Linked DNA regions of Homo sapiens: region 2 is linked to region 1. Evidence: read pairs that join two places in POLR2A ChIA-PET (ENCODE). Cell type or tissue: CD4-positive, alpha-beta T cell. All regions are shown on one strand. Links, peaks and the distances in the headings refer to the core of each region. The heading gives the core; the rest is flanking DNA.

Region 1 (7,835 bases), core at 911-5,910:
CCGTGCTGCCTCTGATGCCTGGCTGACAAGGAGCCTAGGAGAAGAGCATGTTGGTCAATTGGGGAGCTTACTCCATTCCAGGCAGGTCAAGTCAGAGCGACCTATGGGCAGCTCGATGAAGATGACATCACCATATCCTTGATTGTGAAGCTCTGATTTTGAGGAAGGGGACCCAAAGTTAGAGATGAAGATTTGGGAGTCATCAGCAAAGTGGTTCTTAAAACTCTAGGAAGGAGTGTGATATGAGTGGGGGTAAAAATGAGAAGAGGATCTTGAACCATGCTCTGAGGACCAACATTTGGGGACCAGTGAAGGCAGAGAAATTCACAAAGAAAATAGAAAAAAAGTAGCCAGGCAGGTAAGCGGTGTCCCAGATGTCAAAGGAAGCCAGGGCTTCCAGGTGTGAGAGTGGTTCACACTGTCAAATGCACCAAAGTGTAGAGAGAAAAATACCCACTGGATCCAGTGGCAGGGAGGAGCTTCGTGCCCTTAAAAAAAAAAACCGGTTTCAGTTCAGCAGTTCAGTGCTAGGGCAGAATGCCATGGGAGGATGTTGGGGGAGTTGTCTTAAAATTGAGGTATTTTATCTATTTTGCTTAAGCTGTGTTGATGGTTTTCTCATTTTATAGTTCAAAATACCCCATAAAGGCTCAGGACTAATGAAAAACAATTTATTAGGCTATGATATTAACAATTATTTTGTCTATGTATTACCAGTATCTGAAAGCTTGTTAGTATGAATGTGTCAGCGTTTATTCTCACTGAATGTTTTTCAAAGAGATGGGAAGATTACACATCAGAAAATTCCGTTTCTTGATTTAGAATTGATATTAATCCCCAACATTTAGGAAGTAGGGGAATTTAATCATAGGAAGTGCTTATGTTGTTTCAAATTTGATTTTTTAAATAAAATTAATTGAATTATGAGAAATTACTGAAACTTATTTCTTTGAAAAGTCTTGTAGTAAAGAAATTTATTCAAATTCTTTGTATTTTTTTTGTTTGTTTAAAACAAAGTTTTTTTTCTTTTTTTTTTTTTAGCTCTTTTGTGGTTGTTAAAATCCTACTTCTAATTTGTTGGAATAACAAATTTATGCACTGATAGTTTGATCAGATCACACCACGTTTCTGTTTTTTCTTAGGACTGTCAATAAAATAAGGCAGTAAGAATTCTTGATTCATAGCCTAAGTGCATCACAAAAGGGAGGTTACTCATACAGTTATTCTGGCCTTATTCTGTCCTAATTATTATGAAAGTTAATTTTCTTATTAACAGACCTTTGGGTCAAAAAGTGAGAGTGTAATCCCAATCCTTGGGCAAGTCACTTAATCTCAAAGTCTTCATGTCTTTATCTGTAATGGGAGAAACTAATATGATCTGTCCCACAGATGTGGAAGAATGACCTGGCACACAGTAAGTGTGCAGTAACTATTACTAATTAATTAGGGAAGCATTAACTATACAGGGGACAAAGGCAATGATGAGCAGGAAACTGTTTACATCCAGAGTTCTGAGTTACTGATTTAACTGCACTAATCAGTGACTTAGCTTAGACAAGTCATTTAGTCTACTTAGTAAAGTCCCAGAGCACTTGGAGTCTATATGGAATAATATACTGTTTATTATCCAAATATAAGTTAAGCAAATTTAAAATACATACGTTCAGGTTATTTTAAAAAAAAAGAAACTTGACTGGGTCTTTTTTATAGATTCTCTGGGCTGCAAATTTTAGGTATTATCTAATGATTTTTCGTTGTATCACCCAGAGACTCCACTGAATTTTTTGTTAAAAGGAAGGAAAAAAAGAAAAGCCGTAGCAGGTGTTGAGGTGTGTGTGATACCTTTGAAATGACTTTAAGCATCCCATAACATCTTTTTGTTCTCTTGTTTTTTGAATTATCTCTTGCTGCTTCTGCATTTTACTCAAATCGATTTTCAAATATTTTCTTTCAATAAAGAATCAGAGGGAAAATAGGAACTTGGGATTTACTTGCTTAGTGCCTGTTGCGTGATAGCAGCGGAGCTCTCAGGAAAGCTGGTTGGAGAATTGGTGATGGAGCACTTGGATTGTTAGGTGGGGATGCCGTGAGCCTTGCCACGTTCCCTTCTCCCCCTACATCTCACTTTATACTCATGCCAAGGAATATTGGCTGTTGATTATACAGTCATCCCTGGTTGTCTGAGGGGGATTGGTTCCAGGACTCTTCAGGCATCAGACTCCAAGGCTGTGCAAAAGTCCCTGATATAAAATGGCCTAATAATTGCATATAACCCATGCCCATCCTCCATATACTTTAAATCACCTCTAGATTACTTAAAGACCTAATATTAATGCAATGTAAATGCTATGTAAATAGTTGTTATGCTGCATTGTTTAGGGAATAGTTACAAGAAAAAAAGTCTGTACATATTCAGTACAGTCACAGTTTTTTAAATGTTTTCAATCTGCAGTTGGTTGAGTCCACAGATGTGTAACCCACAGATACGGAGGACCAACTGTGTTTACTTACAAAACGAGATGAATCAATTCACTTATCAGTACTCGCAGCAAGTGTTTTCCTGACTGCTAAGACTGCCTATGGTAAAATCCCTGTCTTCTGACTGCTGTGAGACAGCCTGGATTCCACAGAGTCCGAAGGAATTTAGAAATTATGAAAGGCTTCTGTGTGCAGAACAAGGACTACAAATATGGCCTTTAGTGCCCAAAACCATATTGTCTGCAAGTCTTGGAGATTGTATTAGCTCCATAGCAGTTATCTTAGCTGTTGTTTCATGCCTCATTGTTGCCTATCATCGAGATTTTTTAGAAGGAATATAGTGTTCTATTTCTTGTCTCAGAAAAACATAAAGTATTAAACTTTTTTTTTAGCAAGCTCATGAAATTTCATCTTCTAGCAGTTAAAACATTCTCAGTTCTCAACAGCTAGAGTTAAAAAGTAAAAGTTATTGAAAATATCGTCTGTCTTATTACTAAGCTTCAGAAATTGGATTTTAAAAGAAGAAGAAAGAATATTAAAAGTCAGAGGAAGGAGAGCAAGACAGCTAAATGTCTAGCGAACCACCACCAAGAGCCAGTAGCACTCTGTACGTATTCCTGGCCTGATCTTACAGACAAGGTCAGGCCTTAGAAATATTCGGTAACTTTTCCTAGCTTGGCTAAGCAAGATGTAATGAGTAGATAGTGGAGCTAGCATTCAAATGAGATCAAACTGAAAAACACAGATTGCTTTCCATTCTATTCAGTTTCCCGTATGTTTTCTCCATCACAAAACACAATATTGTCTAATTGATTTGCACAAAGATATGCCTGTTGGCAGTTTTAAAGACCATGTCCCAATAATTGCCTTCTATTAAGACAAAGAAAAAAGTTATATTCCTCCAATCCCTGTTGTGTTCTTGTTATGTTTGAAATGTGCTTGGTCCTAAGGATCTGAAAATAACCAGGTAAATACAGAAAAGAAGTGAAATCTGTACTAGGCCCTGAAGGATGAAAAATCCACGTGTGCTTACAGAGAACAGGAAAACAATGGCCTTCAGCTGAAGCTGGCACCTTTTAAAGGACAATTTTATATTTATTTCTGCATTAATCAAAGTTCTAGTCAGTGCCCAGGTCCAAAGTATCTTGTTTGGAGCTGTGTTTGGAGAGGGTGGGATATTGAGTAGGGGTGAATGATGAAGGGGTTCATTGAAGCCGCTGAGAGCACATATTCGCTGGTTTTGTGTGTTCAGGTCCACATTGCTCCAAGGTGAAAGCAGTTGCTTTGAAGGCATGAAGAGAGGCACTTTTTCTTCATAGCTGTCTTGAAGCAGGCCGGGGCGAGTCTCACAGAGTTTGCCCTTGTACTTCAGGCTCCATTTCCTGAGCTGTGTATGATGGGGCCCGCCCCTCCTGTGGTGAAGAGTCTGTGGCTGCTGAGTGGCATTTCAGTCAGACCTGAACTGAGCCTGCCTTTGCCCAACAGGAGTCGGCCTGCTGAGGCAGCATCTACCCGGCTCATCAGTTTGTGCTAGGACATGCCATGCCCTGTGTTACGTTCAATGCCTTTCAGGTTCCTCTGGAAAGTAGCATCACTGTGACCTGTAGATTAATAATCATGTTTGTCTTTAATCCATTTAGAATGAAGAGGTCACTCTCGGCACTCGATGATTTAGGGGAATGGACATTGGCCTGAATAACTGATAGCAAATGTAGCAAATTATTTCCTGTGAAGGACTCTCCCATCCCAACTTTAGAAAGTGCAGCCCCGTCTCAGCTGTGGGAGATGGCCAGTGATGTCCACAGGTCCTGGCTGTGTCACTCCTGATTCTGTGTAGTCATTGTCCATATGGGAGTTGGGATTATGGGTCATTCCAGCCCGTGGCAGCCTTGGTTCTTGGCTGATGTGCCCATCCTTCCGCCCATGTCCTAAAGCTGATGGCCATGCTTTCCCAGGGGACAGCATGACTCTCCCCTGGGGCCTGCCTCTCTGCCTAGCACCTGTCCTGTAGTTCTTGGTAATGGGGCCATATCAAAGTTAGTGGGGACATAAAGTTCCAAGGATGTTCCTGGGTTCTGGATATGTCTGTACCATGAAGGGAGGCAGCTGCTTTGCAGAAACAACAGGGAAGCTGCAGCAGGTGGGAAACTTTGGTGCTGGTCATCTCTCTGCACTTAATTCGGAGGTGATCATAGAAGAAAATATCTACCATGTCATACTTAAAATAAGAAGATATCAGAAATGTGGAGCTCAAAGGAACCTTAATGGCCACTCAATCTCAAGAACCTTAATGAACCTACTCAGTCTCCAGAAATCCTCCTAGAGAGGTCAAGTGCTGACTACTGTTGTGAGTTTGAGATACTGCTATTAACTTGCCTCTCCAAGAATTTTATGACATTTCTTTCCCATAGGTATGTAAATATATATGGGTTTTGGGACCAGCTTACCAAAAATAACTTTCTGTATCTATAGAATAAAATTGATCATAACATCCTATGTGTTTTCAACATCTATTTTTAAAAATTAATTTTAATTTTTATAGAGATAATGTCTTGCTCTGTCACCCAGGCTGGAGGGCACTGGCCCAATCATAGCTCACTGCAGCCTCGATCTCCTGGGCTCAAGGGATTCTCTCACCTTAGCCTCCTGAGCAACTGGGACTCAAGGCATGTGTCACCAAGCTGGGCTAATTTTTTTATTTTTTGTAGAGATGGGGTCTGCCTATGTTGCTCTGGCTGGTCTCAAACTCCTAGCCTCAAGTGATCCTCCCACCTTGGCCTCCCAAAGTGCTGGGATCAAGGCATGAGCCACCACACACAATCTTCAGTGTTTATTTTGTCCTCTCTGATTTCTCAACATTTAATATTAATATGTAAGTTGGATATCTCCACTCCTACCTACGGATCTGATCCCTGTGCTTAATCCTTTTACAGTGTTGCCAATAATCAATGATGGTCATTTCCCAGTTCCAGTGAGGTAGTGGTATCTTATCCAAAGAGAAGAGATTAATTTGGGGGTTGGATTTTTCTTTTTTCTTTTTTTTTTTCCAAGTCAGGGCTTCCCTCTGTCACCCAGGCTGGTGTGCAGTGGTACAATCTCAGCTCTCCGCAGCCTCAACCTCTCAGTCTCAAGTGATCCTTCCTCCTCAGCCTCCCAAAGTGCTGGGATTATAGGTGTGAGCCACCAATGCCCAGCCAGGATTTTAAGACTTCTTTGAACTATGGTTTAGGTTTTCGTTGTAGGATTCTTACTGATCTGGTAAATGTAGGCTCTGATCACTAAAAAAAAAAATTAAGCTGAAAGTCCTATCTCCTTGTTCTATCATGCCCCTTTCTACATTAGTAGTGGCTTCTTCCAAAACTATCTTAGAAGGGTGGCTGGCAGATGTGCCCATCCTTGAGCCCATTTCCTAAAGTTGATGGTAGTCCTTTGCCACAGAATAGTGTGACTCTCTTCCCTGGGACTCTTCCATCTAGCACCTGTCCTGTAGTGCTTGGTAATGGGGCCATATCCAAGCTGGTGGGGACATAAAGGGGTTGTTGGGTCACATCCTTTGAGAAGATGCCTGATTTCAAGGCAGTCTTTGTTTATTTACTTGTTTTCCTTCTTTTTATTTTGTTTTGCCTACACAATAATCTCTAGTGAATGCCTCTGGCTTAAGATCCTGTAATCCCAAGGATGTTAGTCTAGTGCCCTGACCCCGTCTCTGGATTGAGAAAAAGTGCTTGGGAAACAGAAACTATCCTCTTGTACCGGATGCCGATGAAAAGTGAAAGTGAGCAAACAGCCTACCAAGTTCTAAGAAAATGAGGCCAAGAGAGCTTTTGCTTTTTGAAAACTAATGATTTTAACCAAAAAAAAAATTTTTGTAGAAAATGAAAACACTGGATTTTATTTGCCTCCTTCTGGAATTTAGGCTTTGTTGGAATGGATAACCTTGAGAATTAATTCCTACTTTCTGCTGCTTTGTGTCTGAGTATTATGCATTTTACCTTTTCATTCTGACTAAACTCAAGCCCACCCATTCATTCCATGGTCTTCACTAGTTAGAAAAGATACTGATATTGAAGATTTTGCCTCATGGCAGTGCTTCTCCAAGTATGTTGTATAGTTTCTTGAGTTGTCTAGAACAACACTTCTGAAACCTGAATGTGCATTTGAATAACCTGGGATGTTGTTAAAATGTTGATTCTGATTCTGCAGACCTGGGGCAGGGCCCAGGAATCTGAATTTCTCACCAGCTCCCAGTCATGCTGATACTGCTGGTCCATGGGCCCTACTGTGAGTAGCAAGGCCAGAGGATACTTTCTTTTGGTGTAGTAATATGTGTTGTCATAAAAAAAGAGCGTCATAGCCAAATACGATTGTTAAATTCTATGTTAAAGAAGATGGCACAGCTGTCAGTGGGAACTTTTTAGAGCCTGTGATTACTGATGAATCCTGTAGGATATCCAAAAGGTAGATACAATATACAGTGGTTTTCAAACTCTTTTCTTGGAGCGTATTATGCCACTAGTATTCCATGAGATATACTTAGGAGACTTTACACGAGAGAGAGAGTAGTCTGCTGTGAAAAACAGTATCGAGGAGTCTTTTGAGCCTATAATTTAATAAACTACCACCTTTATTGAGAATATGCCTGTATTGAATGAATTGTCTATTAAACATCTTAAGTATTTGCCTCTTTTAAATCATCTTTTTAAATTCCTGTAAGAGGCTGGGCGCAGTGGCTCATGCCTGTAGTCCCAGCACTTTGGGAGGCCGAGGTGGGCAGACCACCTGAGGTCAGGAGTTTGAGACCAGCCTGACCAACATGGTGAAACCTCATCTCTACTACAAATACAAAAATTAGCCGGGCATGGTGGTGTGCGCCTGTAATCCCAGCTACTCGGGAGGCTGAGGCAGGAGAATCACTTGAACCCAGGAGGTGGAGGTTGCAGTGAGCCAAGATCGTGCCACTGCACTCCAGCCTGAGTGACAGAGCAAGACTCCATCTCAAAATGAAATAAAATTTCTGTAAGAGAAAGATTTTCAGCTGAACTGGTCATAAGAGTTTGTGTGATCGTGTGTGTTTTTCACTTGTAGTGCGGGTTACTAAGGCTATGAGTTTCCCAGAAAACTGTCCTTACCTGGATTTGAGGGTGGGATGCTCCAGATCAATAGAAATAGCCACAGATATTTGAAGATAAGAGAAGCCTACGATATAGTATATAGTCAACATGTGTGTTATTACTAATCATACAGCTTTCCATTCTGAGTTCATGCTGTGATTTCTCTGGGAACTAGCATGTTATTAAGGGACCTCAGGTTTTTTGGAGCGACAGCAGCAGCGTGACGGCTAACATTTATTAACCCCC
Region 2 (7,835 bases), core at 887-5,886, 220 kb before region 1:
CAGAAATCCCCCAAACACAGACAGGCTTGAGATGCTGGGTGGCCAAACCAAATGGCGAGTGCCCTATGCCAGCAAAACCAGAGAGAGCGTTAAGTCAGGGTTCTGGCCTGGGGAGGAGGGAGATGACCTCCACTGAGTGCTCTCTATGCATCCAGCTCTGGACAAAGGCCCCGTGTGTCTCACAAACCTGGTTTTTCAAATCAGGAAATCAGTGGCTTGAGAAGTTTAAAGTCCTGAGGCCTCCCAGGTGGTACATGGCTCAACCAACAGCATCTGTCTATATGTTTTTAAGAGCATGACAAGTAGTCATTAGAGTATGGAGTGTAGAAATTCACAGCACCGCCCTTGACAGGAAACCAGGTGTAACTACACTTTTGTGTTCTACAGACACACAGATGGGGTTGGAGAGGAGGCTACCACCAGGACACTGTGGACATTGGAAGGCAAGGGTAAATAGAGTCTTGGGGTCCCGGGGAGACACAGGGGTCCAGGACACAAAGCCTGCCAAGCACCAATTTTGTAAAGTTCAGTTTTAATGAGGAGAAATGACTTGAGGAGAATCCAACTAGGCCTCCTCTCCTGTGGATCCAAATTGTACCAATTGAAAGGGGGAAAAGGGTCGCTTCAAGGCACCCCAACTTTAGATTTTTTAGTAGTCTGAGGCTCTTCTCTTCAGCTTTTGCTGATTGTTTGCTGTCGTTCCTTTATAAAACTCTTCCCAGTTTTTGAGGATACAGATTGTGGTTGGCCCAACACAAGCAGCTTTTGCTCAGGTTAGAGCACCACGAACTCAAATACTGCAGTTGCTGCCCACTGGGAAGCCCCTGGGGGAGACTCGGAGACTCAGGGGGAACGAACAATGAGGCCAGGTGCTGGTGGGTCACATGGTTACAGCTGCATGTGGACAAGCACAATTAAGGCAGTTTTACTGTGAAACAACAAATACAGCAAAATCACAATGCCTGCCTGTGCTCTTATCTATAGGAACATTGTGGGATGGGGGTAGGATGTGGCTGAAATGGTGCAGCCCTATCCACTTAGCTTGATTCAACCCACAGTAGCTCAGAACCACACTGGAAAATGGGAGAAGCTTGTTTGTTAAATAAAAGGTGGTGACATGTTTTGAAGAATCTCCTGGCAATTTAATTGTTATATAAGTTATTTGGATTTTTAACAAAGGACGTTTCAACCTGAATTTTACAGATAAAGGGTTTTTGTTTCTCTCTCTTTCAAGCTCATTTTCCCTATTGACAAATTTTGACCCAGGTCAGAGTAGCATAATCCATGATGCCTATGTCCAAATTAAATGACTCAGAATCAGAATCTCACATGTAAATAGAAATCTCACAGGGTGTGAAAGATATCGTCATATAACAGATAAAGCTAAACAAAATGTCAGTATCAGTTTTATCAAATACCTTGTAGGTCAAAGGTTAAACGATGTTGGAAGCACAGATAAACATGCAGTTGTGTCAGGAACCATGGTGATGTTAAGGAAATGTTTTCTTTTCATTCTTTTTCTTCTTAGTGGGAAAATATCTATCAGAAAGTAGAAAAGAAGGGAGGTGAGGGCTGGGCTGGGGAAAGGCAGTTGTCAGGATGAGTAGTGGATCAGGGCATCCCATTTATTCTCACTCAACCCAGGAGAAGGTCACACACAAGCCATGTCTAGAAGGAAGGTGGGAAAGCGTGAGACAGGTAAGGGAAGGCTGGCCTCAGCCGAGCAAAGGGCAGAGAAGACTTGGCCACCAATGGAAGCTTTGCAAAGAGCAGGTGGAATCAGAGTGAGGCGTAACGGTCAATTGGAATGTATCTGACACACAGTCCTCGCCTTTTCCTCATGCTGTTCGAAAAATGTTGCCTAAAGCCTGTTTAGAAAGTGTACCAGGGAATTCCTTGCTCTTGGTTTGTGTGGGGCACAGAGGCAGCCACGTGTGTCACATTTCAAGGCAGGTGGACCAACTCTAGGGGCAGCGCAAGCTCCCTTCAGGCACATTTGCTGAGAAAGCGCGGTGTCCTCTGTGTCACGGGAGCGTTGGCTATGACCACCTAGTGTGGGTTGTGAGAGAGAAAGCAGGGTCCAGAAGGTCGTTCTGTGTCTCTTTTCTTACTCCTAAATCTTAGGGAGATACTATTTGCCCTGAGGCTGATAGATAAGCTCCATTGGTTTCAATGGAAATGTTCAACCCTAGCTGAATGGGAGACACAGGAAAAATTAACATAAAATGTAAAAGTTCAAGTTGGAAAGCCAATGATGCAGTTCTAGCCTTTGTGGAAAGATCCATAGGCCGCTTTCTGAGATGTTGCGTGTTCACAGTGCTTCTGTTTCCAAAGCAAACCAGGCTGCTGTGTGAAGCCATTGGTGCCGATCCTCACGAGTCACTGAGATCAGAGACACAAGTGCACGTCCACCACCGTGGACTAACTCACATCTCAGAGACACAAGCGCACATCTATGCCCGTGCGCGAACTCACTTCTCAGAGCACTGGCTCATGGGCGGTCAGCTGGTGTATTCATTACCAGGGGGTAAACCTTACTGAACTAACTCAAAGGGGAGAGCTTCTCAAAATGCATTGTGCATGCATATAATTGGGAGAGCTTGATAAAGACAGAAATCCCTAAGTGTGAATCCCAGAGAGGCTGCCTCACTTGGTCAGCGGTGGAGCCCAAGAATCTGCATCTTACCAAGCTCTCCCAGTTCATTCTAACACATGTGGTCTGAGAATCGCATGTTGAGAAACACCAGGGGAAACGTGCGTTTAAAAATAGTTCCTCAGACGCCTACTGTCTGTTTAGATTTACAGTTGATAGAATGATGCAAATGTATAAAAATACCTCCGTAAATATATCCTCAAGTGGCCTGGGTTGAGAATGAACCCTTTCGCAATGTGTGTCTTAGTGAATAATGCCAGTATTGGCTCAGTTGAGTGGAACACACACAAACTCATTAAATTTCAAGTGTTCGTTTCAGGTGTTGGCGAGGTCACATCTCTCCTTCAGCTTAGGTCACATAGAGGAACATCAGCAGCGGGTGGCCTCGGTGTTCTCCGCACCGCCTCTCTGGCTTGGTGGTTTATCACTCCTCTCCCTTAGCTGCCTCGCCTTGGACATGCGTCTTGGCTATGACAAACATGCAAGGGATTGCGTGGCCAAGAGTAGTGGGTTGGAGCCTAGGAGTCCAGGTACTTATGTGGTGGATGCTACCCTTTTTTGTGGTCAAACACCACGTCCACTTCTCCCATCTCAGCAGCACTGGTCCCTGCAGCTTGATGGATTGGGAAATCATTTGTAGCAACCATGGGGATACTCAGGAAAAGAACACTGAGAACATTGCACCTCCCAGGTTCTGGACCTTGATTGATATTACACACACACACACACCCATGAACACACACCTCTGTGCACATGCATCTTGCACACCCAGAGTCTTGAGCTCACTGGTAATCTCCAGCTTAGAATTCACCATTGTCAGCTTGGAGAAAACAACATGCTTTTCTGGAGAGTAAAGGCCTCAGTGAATCTGTCCCCAAATTGTATGTCTCTCGTAACTTTGAGGGAATTTTTTTTTGTTGTTGACAGCCTTATGCCAAAGGGAAAGGATGAAATATTGGGCATGGCCTGCTGGTCGTGAAAGGTCACATTCTGCAGCATGTTTTCCCGATTCTGTGCTGATTCATCACACACTGAGATTTTCTATTAAATACCCTTCCTGACTCTATTGGAAATGACTGTAAGTGGAACAAATGAAGTCACCCTCAAAATAAGGACTGCCAGGGGAGGGGTAGGTGGCAACTTTAACTGCTCCCCAACCTTGGGAAGTGGGGTTAGTTTTTTTCCATTTTGATGGTGCTGCTTGGAGGTAAGATGATGGATTTACACTGGTGGAGCATTTTGCTTTTCACAGGGTGCTCTGAGCAGGAGGCGGTCAGGGAAAGTACTAATTCTGTTTCTTCCATGTTGAGAAGCTAAAGCCCGGAAGGTGGAGGGCTCCTGCCCTGGCTGGGGAGTGGCTGCCTGAGCCTGGCCCGGGGCTGCTGTGCTGCAAGCCACACCACAGTGATGGCCTGGTGGGCCTCTGCTGCCTTTGTTTGTTTGATTTAATTTGTTTTTCTTTCTTTCTTTTTTTTTTTTTTTTTTGAGACGTAGTCTTGCTCTCTTTCCAGGCTGGAGTGCAGCAGCGCTATCATGGCTCACTGCAATCTCCACCTCCTGGGTTCAAGCGATTCTCCTGCCTCAGCCTCCCAAGTAGCTGGGACTACAGGCACCTGCCACTGCGCCCAGCTAATTTTTGTATTTTTAGTAGAGACGGGGTTTCACCGTGTTGGCCAAGATGATCTCGATCTTTTGACCTCATGATCCGCCCACCTCGGCCTCCCAAAGTGTTGGGATTACAGGCATTAGCCACTGCTCCTGTCCTGTTTTTGATTTAATTTTCAGTTGACACATGATAACGTACAGGGTACAGTGTGATGTTTCAATACATGTTTACATTGTTTAATGATCGAATCGGGGTAATTAGCATATCCATCATCTCATACTTGCCATTTCTTTGTGATAAGAACATTCAAAATTCATTCTTCTAGTTATTTTGAAATATACAGTACATTATTGTTAACTATAGTCATTTGCAATGTGGATGAACCTAGAGGACATTATGTTAAGTGAAATAAGACAGGCACAGAAGGACAAATACTGCGTGATCCCACTCATATGTGGAATCTGAAAATATCCATCTCCTGGAGACAGTAAATAGAACGGTGGTTTCCAGAGGAGGGGGTGGGGGTGGGGGTAGGCAGAGTGAAGAGAGGTTGGTCAGTGGGTACAAAGTTACAGTTAGATAGGAGAAATAAGTTGTGAGCCTTTTAAAATTCAAACCCTCCCTTTCTTCCTTTATTCTTTCGTGTTTCCCTTGAACTCCCTCTCTAAAAATAAAATCCAGGGCGGCGGAGTTTGTAAGATTTTCCTCTTACAATGACATTTTTGAAAATCACCCTATGTATAATTTATATCACTCATTGCCAATCCTTCTGACAAAGTTGTATGTTTCTGTGGCATTCTTGGAAATTTGTACCTGAAAGATTGTCTTCTTTGAATAACTGATCTATTTCCTTTTATCAGATAAGATTTATGTTCTTCTTGTCTTCCAGAAAGCTTAGAGCTAAATTTAATATTCGACCATGACCTTTGTATTATGTTTCTTCCCTTTCTATGAGGTTTTAAAAAGGTCTGCATTTTAGCCTTATTTTATACACACCTTTTAGTATGAGCCAAAGTTTTTGGAAACAGGCATTTTGCATAAACATTTTTTTCTCTCAGTTTAAATTGCTGCGACATGAAAACATCAAATGCCCTAAACAAGCTAAGATTATTAAATTCAATTAGGTAGGTCACATAATACACGTTTTTTAAATTGTTACAAACATTGTAGAGTAAATGTTGTTATGGAAGAAATTTAGTATGTAAAATGACACTGTAAACAATACCAGGCTCATGACAAAGGGTCATGAAATAAAATCAGTCCTCAAGGGAAGTCGAGAAGTTCAACGGAAGAATGCTAAGGCTTCATTTTTGTTGTGAAGAATCGCCAAGCAAGTCCTATAAAATACATGGGAAAAGATCATGTTTGCCCTGCAGAGAGACACAGGCTGAGCCACAGGGTTGCTGGGATTTGTTCCAACTGCAGGCTCTCGGCCTACCAGGCTGCCTTCCTCACCTCCTCATGGTCAGGTAGCAGGTGTGTGGTCTCAGATGAACTGATTCCATTCTGAGCCTCATTTCCCTAATCTGGAGAATGGGATCATAGTACCCACCTCAATGGGCAATGTGAACAATTAAAGTGATTTGTGAGAAGGGATTAGCACAGTGCCTGGCACAATTTTCCTTCATATTTGAATTCTACTACCTTGTAAAAAATACAAAGCATTGCATGTTCTGTTTCATAATAAATGCTGTGCAGAACCATGCGTTAGATTTTTTTTTAAGTCTTGCTGGAGTGTATCACATATGCAGAAAAGCGTCTAAGTCAAGTGTGTAGCCGCCTGGATTTTTACAGTGAACACTCATGTACTAGCATTTAGGTTAAGAAACAGCCTCAGAAATCCTCCTCCTGTCACCTCCTAGTCAATTTCCCATCCTAGGAAGTTACCCACTATCCTGACTTCTAACACCATAGATTTCTTTTGCCTTTTTTTTTTTAAGAGTCAGAGTGTCGCTCTGTCACCAGGCTGGAGTGCAGTGGTGTGATTATAGCTCACTGACACCTCTGACTCCTGGGGTTCAAATGATCCTCCTATCTCAGCCTCCACAGTAGCTAGGACACACTGCCACAACCAGCTAATGTTTAAATTTATTGTAGGGATGGAGTCTTGCTATGTTGCCCAGGCTAGTGTCTTGCCTGTTTTTGTGCTTTACATAAATGGAGTCATATGGTGTGTACTCTTTTGTGTCTGGCCTCTTTCACTCAATATGTTTGCAAGATTCATCCATGATGTGTGGGTAGCAAGAGTTTGTTATTAGTTCCTGTAGCTGTATAGATGTCCAATGTATAATACCGAAATTTATTAATTGTACTATTGATAGAAATTTGGGTTTCCTGTTTGAGGACTTTATGAATAAAGCTTATATGAACATTCTTGTACATCTTTGGTAAACATACACCCATTTCTATTGGATATATACCTAGAGATGTAATTGCTTTGAAGGTATGCATATTGATCAGTGTAATCACCAGATCCTTCTTGACCACTGCAGAGATAAAATCAGTTCACTGAGACAGCGGTATTGCAGTAGAGAACAAGTTTAATAAACAGGGCTAGCCAAGCAGAACAGGAGTTTATTACTTTATTACTCAAATCAGCCTCTCTCAGAACTCAGAGGCTAGTCTAGGTAGGGGTTTCATGGCTAATTTGGTGAACAGCAGGCTAGGGAATGAGTGCTGCTGATTGGTTGGGGATGAAATTGTAGGGGTGTGGAAAATGGTCCTGGTGCACTGAGTCCACCTCAAGGCGGGGTCCACAGGACTAGTTGAGTCATGAGTCACGGGTCAGGTGCAGTCATTCATTTGCCAGAATGCAGAAGTCTGAAAAACATCTCAGAATAACAATCTTAGGCAATATAAAAGTAGTGTTATCTATAGGAACAATTGGAAAAGTCACCAATCCTGTGACCTCTGGCCACATCTCCTAAGAGGCAAGGAATTATAGAAAAGCAAGCCAGAGAACAGTGGCTGGTTATCATTTAAGCCTACATGTTAGTAGAATTCAGACCTCTCCCAAAATCCTAATCTTGTGGCCCTGCATTCATTTTACAAAGGCAGTTTCGGTCCCTGAGCAAGGAGGGAGTTAGTTTCAGGAAGGGACTGTTACCGTCTTTGTTTTAAAGTTAACAAAGGCAATTAGCTTGTGAGAATAGAAGCAAGATGGAATTAGTTAGGTTAAATTTCTCTTACTGTTACAAATTTTGCAAAGGCAGTTTCATCAGCTTTAGTAAATCCTATTAGTTTTCCAAAGTGGCTGTGCCAATTTATACTCCCAATATAGTGTGGGAGTTCTTCTTTATCATTATCAATCCTTAGTATTTTATCTCTTTTTCATGTTGGCTTTTTCACTTGTATCAGCAAGGGCTCTCCAGAGAAACGGAACCAATAGAATCTGTATAGATATATGGAAAGAGACTTATGATGAGGGACTCACCCACGTGATCATGGAGGCTGAGAAGCACAGGATCTGCTGTCTGTAACCTGGAGATGTGGGAGAGCTGGTGTAGTTCCTGTCTAAACCCAAAGGCCTGAGAAACAGGGAAGCCAGTGGTATAGGTCCTGGTCCAAGCCCAAAGG

Evidence for each region. ChIA-PET counts read pairs that join two places held together with the same protein. Peaks named below come from ENCODE experiments on the same cell type or tissue, not always from the same donor. Only the 100,000 strongest peaks of a DNase experiment are listed, where the experiment ranks them.
Region 2: POLR2A ChIA-PET joins it to region 1 with 5 read pairs; 3 of 35 experiments call an interaction of 5 or more read pairs at or near these places.

What each region holds. Positions count from the first base shown.
Region 1 is chr13:24,261,284-24,269,118 of GRCh38, forward strand. All of the region lies in intron 4 of SPATA13 (spermatogenesis associated 13), which reads left to right. Among named protein-coding and RNA genes, the nearest start is that of SPATA13-AS1, 11 kb to the left of the region's middle. RefSeq lists an enhancer at 6,070-6,219. In CD4-positive, alpha-beta T cell, for the core only: no CTCF peak of the experiment used is centred there; a DNase peak (open chromatin) is centred at 3,898; H3K4me3 peaks cover 1,478 bases; H3K27ac peaks cover 4,892 bases.
Region 2 is chr13:24,040,114-24,047,948 of GRCh38, forward strand. It overlaps a transcript of SPATA13 not described here. Among named protein-coding and RNA genes, the nearest start is that of SPATA13, 120 kb to the right of the region's middle. In CD4-positive, alpha-beta T cell, for the core only: no CTCF peak of the experiment used is centred there; no DNase peak of the experiment used is centred there.